Regions from separate parts of the Homo sapiens genome. Here region 1 is linked to region 2. A link is an interaction called in ENCODE POLR2A ChIA-PET data of the cell type or tissue named here. Cell type or tissue: GM12878. All regions are shown on one strand. Links, peaks and the distances in the headings refer to the core of each region. The heading gives the core; the rest is flanking DNA.

What was found. Peaks named below come from ENCODE experiments on the same cell type or tissue, not always from the same donor. Only the 100,000 strongest peaks of a DNase experiment are listed, where the experiment ranks them.
Region 1: POLR2A ChIA-PET joins it to region 2 with 5 read pairs; 2 of 35 experiments call an interaction of 5 or more read pairs at or near these places.

The regions. Positions count from the first base shown.
Region 1 is chr5:133,529,969-133,532,884 of GRCh38, forward strand. The region is part of intron 3 of FSTL4 (follistatin like 4); the gene reads right to left. Among named protein-coding and RNA genes, the nearest start is that of FSTL4, 81 kb to the right of the region's middle. In GM12878, for the core only: no CTCF peak of the experiment used is centred there; a DNase peak (open chromatin) is centred at 1,376.
Region 2 is chr5:133,859,880-133,862,795 of GRCh38, forward strand. No RefSeq gene overlaps it. Among named protein-coding and RNA genes, the nearest start is that of WSPAR, 52 kb to the right of the region's middle. In GM12878, for the core only: no CTCF peak of the experiment used is centred there; a DNase peak (open chromatin) is centred at 1,652; H3K27me3 peaks cover 262 bases.

The sequences.
Region 1 (2,916 bases), core at 246-2,745, 330 kb before region 2:
CTCTTTTCTAAGGCAGCGAGTCCAGCTTTTTGGAGTGTGACACCCAATTTGCTTGTTTGGATTTTGTTAGACTTTTTTTCTTTCCTGCCTCCAAATTCAGCTAAAACTGCTGTATTCTGTGTATTTGTTTTTTGTTTGAAGCAAATGGTTTTGAGACTTCTGTGCCAGCCCTTGAGACAGCTGGAGACACCCTGGGGTGCTGTAAAACCGACGGTGGGAATCACTGATCTCAGAGAGAAGAAAAAACAGTTCAGGGAAAACTAGCAAATCAGCATCTTCTGAAGCTGCAGCATGAGCCAAGAGCACTGCGGCCCTGGATAGCACCGTTAGGAGCCGCAGAAATGCCTCCCCACTCATGCTGGAATTCAAGGTTACAGCAGGTTAAAAACACCTTGCTGGACTCCAGGTGCCCACCTCAGCACCTTCGCTGCCTGCTCAGGGACATTCACAATGGAGCAGTTCTCAGGGCCCACGTGTAATCCTCAGTCACGTGACATGCATTGTGTGCTCAACACTAGCCTAGGTGCCTTGAAGACAAAGACAAGTAAATAAGCTTAAATGAAGCAAATCTAGTTTCTGCCTTCAAGGAGATTGTGGTGAGGAAGAAGATAAGACACAGGCATAATATCTTGCATGTGTCCTGGAGAACATATGAGTTTAGCTAGAAAGAGAACCTCATCTCCTCCAGCTAGAAATTGCTGTGTGGCTGTGCCACTTTTAGGTGGACCTATGGCCAGGGACCCTGCCCCGACAACAGGGACCCTTCACCATGGAGCCCCAAGATAAACAAGGCACATTGACAGAGGAGGGCCAAGAAACCCCTAACTAAGGGCTATACCCAGGCCCCACACCCCAGTGCAGAGACCTGGCAGGCTGAGCTGGGCCAGAGACTCAGACTCACACAGGCCCTGAGTGGGCTCTCCGTGGTCTTTCCCTCTAACACCCACAGACTCTGATATGGGATCTTGCCCCAGTGCCAAATGCTGCGCAAGCCTGGACCACAGTAGGCTGTGCCCAGACTGGACATGGGCCAGACTCACATCTAGAAGGTGGGACTGAAGATGAGGCTCGGCCCTGGATAGGGCCGATATTCTTCTTTGCCGGGAGAGCGAATGCAGAAAAGGATGGGCTCAGACACACGGACTGACCCCTCCTTGTGTCTCACTGGCTGATCATTGATGGGATGCTCTCTTCACACGGTTTCTTTCAACATCTTTCCATCGAAATCTTAGCAACCTTCTTGTCAACATGTTCCTTTAAAGCAATTGTTACAAGGCACCTCTTTGGAAGAATGTGCTGACCCCGTCCCCCAGTGGTATGAGTGAGGCATGAAAGGGGAGGAAGTGAGATGTCTGGGGCCCTGACTTTGGCCCTAATCTCTGTGGTCACCTTGTCAGAGAGGGACCCACATCATGAGTTTCAGGATTATTCTTACCCATGACTCATGAGGCCTTAAGCGTCCTACTTCTGCCGTGGAATATCCCCTGGAAAGACTGAGGGCCAGAGCTGAGTGTGGAGTGTGGATCCCTCCACACTGGCAGCAGCCAAGCCCCTCCACACTGCATTTGTTCCCTAAAAGAACATTTTTCTAAGCAGGCCTCTCAGCTCTGGGGAATGAACAGCGATGGAGTGAGCAACAAATTGTTTCATTTGCTAAGACTGTGAGCTACAACTTGCAATAAATCAGTGTGAAATGAGAAAGTAGAAAGGGAAAGATGATCCTTCTCCAATTGCCAGTCAAGCTTTAGTTTACAGCACCACAGGTTTGGTGATAGGGCGGAAATCATCAGACTCCTCGCTCACAGTCATATTCTCAAAGGAACCATACTGAAAGCATTCCAGTGAGCTCATTCCTGGCATCCATCCCCGTAGGACACAACCCTTCAATAATCTGCATGCCTTTACTGTGGGAAGGAAAACCAAGTACACTCCAGGTCAGGGATGGAACAGGGCATGCCTCACAATAGATGGAATAACGGCCCCACAGATATCCACATCCTAGGCCTGGTACCTATACATATGTTCTCTTACACTGCAAAACGGACTTTACAGAAGTGAGTGAGGTAAGGATCTTGGATGGAAAAATTATCCTGCAAGATCCAGGAGGGCTCAATACAATCACAGGTCCTTCTAAAAGAGAGGCAGGAGGGTCACAGTCGGAGAAGGAGACATGATGACAGAAGTAGACAAGTAGACGTCAGAGTGATGTGGGGCCACAAGCCAAGAAGGCAGGTAGCCTCCAGAAACTAGAAAGTGCAAGGAAATAGATTCTCCCTTAGAGCATGTAGAAAGAAGAACTGCCTCTGCACTTGTTGGCAGCCCCATAGGCCAACTATTATAAATAACTTCCAGGAATCTACAGTCACCACAAAATGCCCCACATTATCCCCTCCATGCTGTGTATTTTCTACATTCCTAACATAGAGAATTATGTTCAATATCATCTCCAGATCTGATTGGGAATAGAAACAGCTTCCTTTTTGGTTGTGTAGGCACACGGCAAAGCCTCTATTGTAGAACAAGGCCAGGGAGGGAGGTATTCCGGTTAACCCAGGACACTGGTTACTTAAGAGCTCCCAAGGAAGACCCTGCTAGACAGAACAGAGGCCCCTCTCATGAGCCACTCATAAACAGGACTCTGGGCGTCAGAACCAGGCCTTATCTACCCCATAAGGACTTCTGATTCTCTGAACACAACAGGACAAAAATGTACATTGCACGGTAAACATACGCTGGATTTGCTCTGATAACCAAGGTCAGAGCCTCCTTTAACAACATCAGTAGGGGCAATGTCACCTGTGGCCATCCTGGCTCAGAAAGGCCGGTCACAGATGGGCTGGCCAGCCAGAGTCCTAGAGTACCAATCCTGAGTCTCCCCTTTGGTCAAGGGCCCTGGAGTCTCCCCTTTGGTCAAGG
Region 2 (2,916 bases), core at 233-2,732:
ATGGATCATACAGAGCTAAAATCAAGGTGTCGGCAGAGATGTGTTCCTTCTGGAGTCTCTAACAGAAAATGCGTTCCTGGCCCTGTCCAGCTTCCACAGGCTGCCCACATTCCTTGGGTCTTGGTGGCACCATTCTGAACTCTGTTTCCATTGTCACATCTCCTCTGACTCTGACACTCTTGCCTCTTTTTTTTTTCTTCTTTTTTTTTTGTGAGACAGAGTCTCACTGTCACTCAGGCTGGAGTGCAGTGACGCGACTCACTGCAACCTCCACCTCCTGTGTTCAAGTGATTCTCCTGCCTCAGCCTCCCAAGTAGCTGGAACTACATGCATGTGCCATGACGTCCAGCTAATTTTTGTATTTCTAGTAGAGACAGGGTTTCACATGTGGCCAGGCTGGTCTCGAAATCCTGACCTCAAGTGATCCGCCCACCTTGGCCTCCCAAAGTGCTGGGATTACAGGCATGGGCCACCACACCCAGCTGCCTGTCTCTTAAAAAGACCCTTGTCATTTCATTGGACCCACCTGGATAATCCAGGGTAAGTTTCCTGTCTCAAGACTCTTCACTTGTTCACATCTACAAAGTCCCCGATGCTGTGTAAGGGAACCTATGCACAGTTCTGGGGATGAGGAAGTGGACATTTTGGGGTACATGATTGAGCCTACCATAACAGGATTCCTCCTTGGTCTCTGAGCCTTCTCTTCCCCAGTCAAGGCTGTTCCCTGTTCCTCCCACCAAAGAATTCCTTTCCAGGCTGGGCATAGTGGCTCATACCTGTGATTCCAGCACTTTGGGAGGTTGAGGGAGGAGGATTGCTTGAGCCCAGGAGTTTGAGACCAGCCCAGACAAAAAGGCAAGACCTTGCCTATACAAATTTTTGTTTTATAATTAGCTGGGCATGGTGATACACACCTGTAGTCCCAGCTACTTGGGAGGCTAAGGCAGGAGGATCACTTGAGCTCAGGAGTTTGAGGCTGCAGTGAGCCATGATTATGCCACTGCACTCTAGCCTGGGTGACAAAGCAAATCTCAGCTCAAAAATGAAATGAAATAAAATAAAATAAAATAAATTGATCTGAAGGCCACCTCTCCTCTCAAGGTTCTCCATGTCTCTGCCACCTGATTCTTTAAAACATCAGGCTGAGATAGGAAATCTTGACACTGTATTCCCACAGGACTGAATTTAATAAGTGAAGATTTTGGTTCTCACACATTCCGCAACACTTCAGGAAAACAAACAACATATCCTCCCCACATCTCTAACACTGATAGCAGCATGAAAATTCCTACTTCCTGTTCCAGTAGCTACGAAGTTGCTCACATGAGAAAAGGTGAATTATTCAGTGCGGTGTTTAACTAGCATTTAATATTTGATCAATTAGCAATTGATCCGTTTCCTAACAGTAGGATGTCCCTGGCTGCTGTCACAGGATGAATGAGGCTCGTTTCAGAAGGTGGCTGTGGGTGTGGGCTCGCGTGTATGCAAGTGTGTGCACATGCATGTGCAAGGGGAAGAGGTGCACACACACACCTGTGACCTGTGCATGAAACACAGAAGCACAAGCAGCCCGTGTTGAGAGTTGAGGAGAGCGAGGAGAGCAGGGCTTCACAACTTAGCAGAGTAGACGCCTCCCTGGGAATCCCCTGCCTTGCCAGCTGAGCACCCACAGGGCCACCTATGCCCAATCAGCTTGCATCACTGCCACCCCCACCATGGCTTTGGCAGCACCATGTGGGCACACAGCACAAAACTAGCATAGGATCAAAGCAACAAGTGATCCAAACTTGGGGGGCTCAGGGAAACCTCTACTCCCAGATGTCCTGTAGGTTTTGACTCAGGACCAGTCCTTGGCTCCCACCTGCAGCCAAGCCAGGACTGTGGAAGAGTTTAAGATCTGATGTAAATGTTCTTTGTCCCAACAAAGGAATTAATGAATCACCCTCAGATGGATTGTCTCCTGCTTTGCCAATTGTCACTTGTAGGAAACTGAATACTTGCTTTGATCTTCAGTTTCTAAAATGAGAATGTTACCTACAAAACCAGTCCCCCCCAGAAAATGAGGTCTTTCCCTCTTTGGTGCCACAAAGCCAATACACAGATCCAAAAGTGAGCATCAAGCAATACAGGCTTTATTTCATGGCTGTAGAACTGAGAAGCAGGAGGGGCCAGGCGCGGTGGCTCACGCCTGTAATCCCAACATTTTGGGAGGCCAAGGCAGGTGGATCACAAGGTCAGCAGATCGAGAGACCATCCTGGCTAACACGGTGAAACCCCATCTCTACTAAAAATACAAAAAAAAATTAGCCGTGCGTGTTGGCGGGCGCCTGTAGTCCCAGCTACTAGGGAGGCTGAGGCAGGAGAATGGCGTAAACCCGGGAGGCGGAGCTTGCAGTGAGCTGAGATCGTGCCACTACACTCCAGCCTGGGGGACAGGGCGAGACTCCATCTCAAATAAAAAAAAAAAAAAAAAAAAAAAAAAAAAGGCCGGCCGCGGTGGCTCATGCCTGTAATCCCAGCACTTTGGGAGGCCAAGGCAGGTGAATCACGATGTCAGGGGTCCGAGACCAGCCTGACCAACATGGTGAAACCCTGTCTCTACTAAAAATAGAAAAATTAGCTGGGCGTGGTGGCGGGAGCCTGTAATCCCAGCTACTCAGGAGGCTGAGGCAGGAGAATTGCTTGAACCTGGGAGGCGAAGTTTGCAGTGAGCCGAGACCGTGCCACTGCACACCAGCCTGGGCAACAGAGCGAGACTCCCATCTCAAAAAAAAAAAAAAAAAAAAAAGAATTGAGAAGCAGGAGCTTGGCTTACAAATCAGCTTCTTGACTAGTGAGGGGTGAGGGAGTTAAAATATAGACACCAGGTAACAAGAACACTGCAAAAAGAGGAATGCTACTCCTGACTCATTAGGG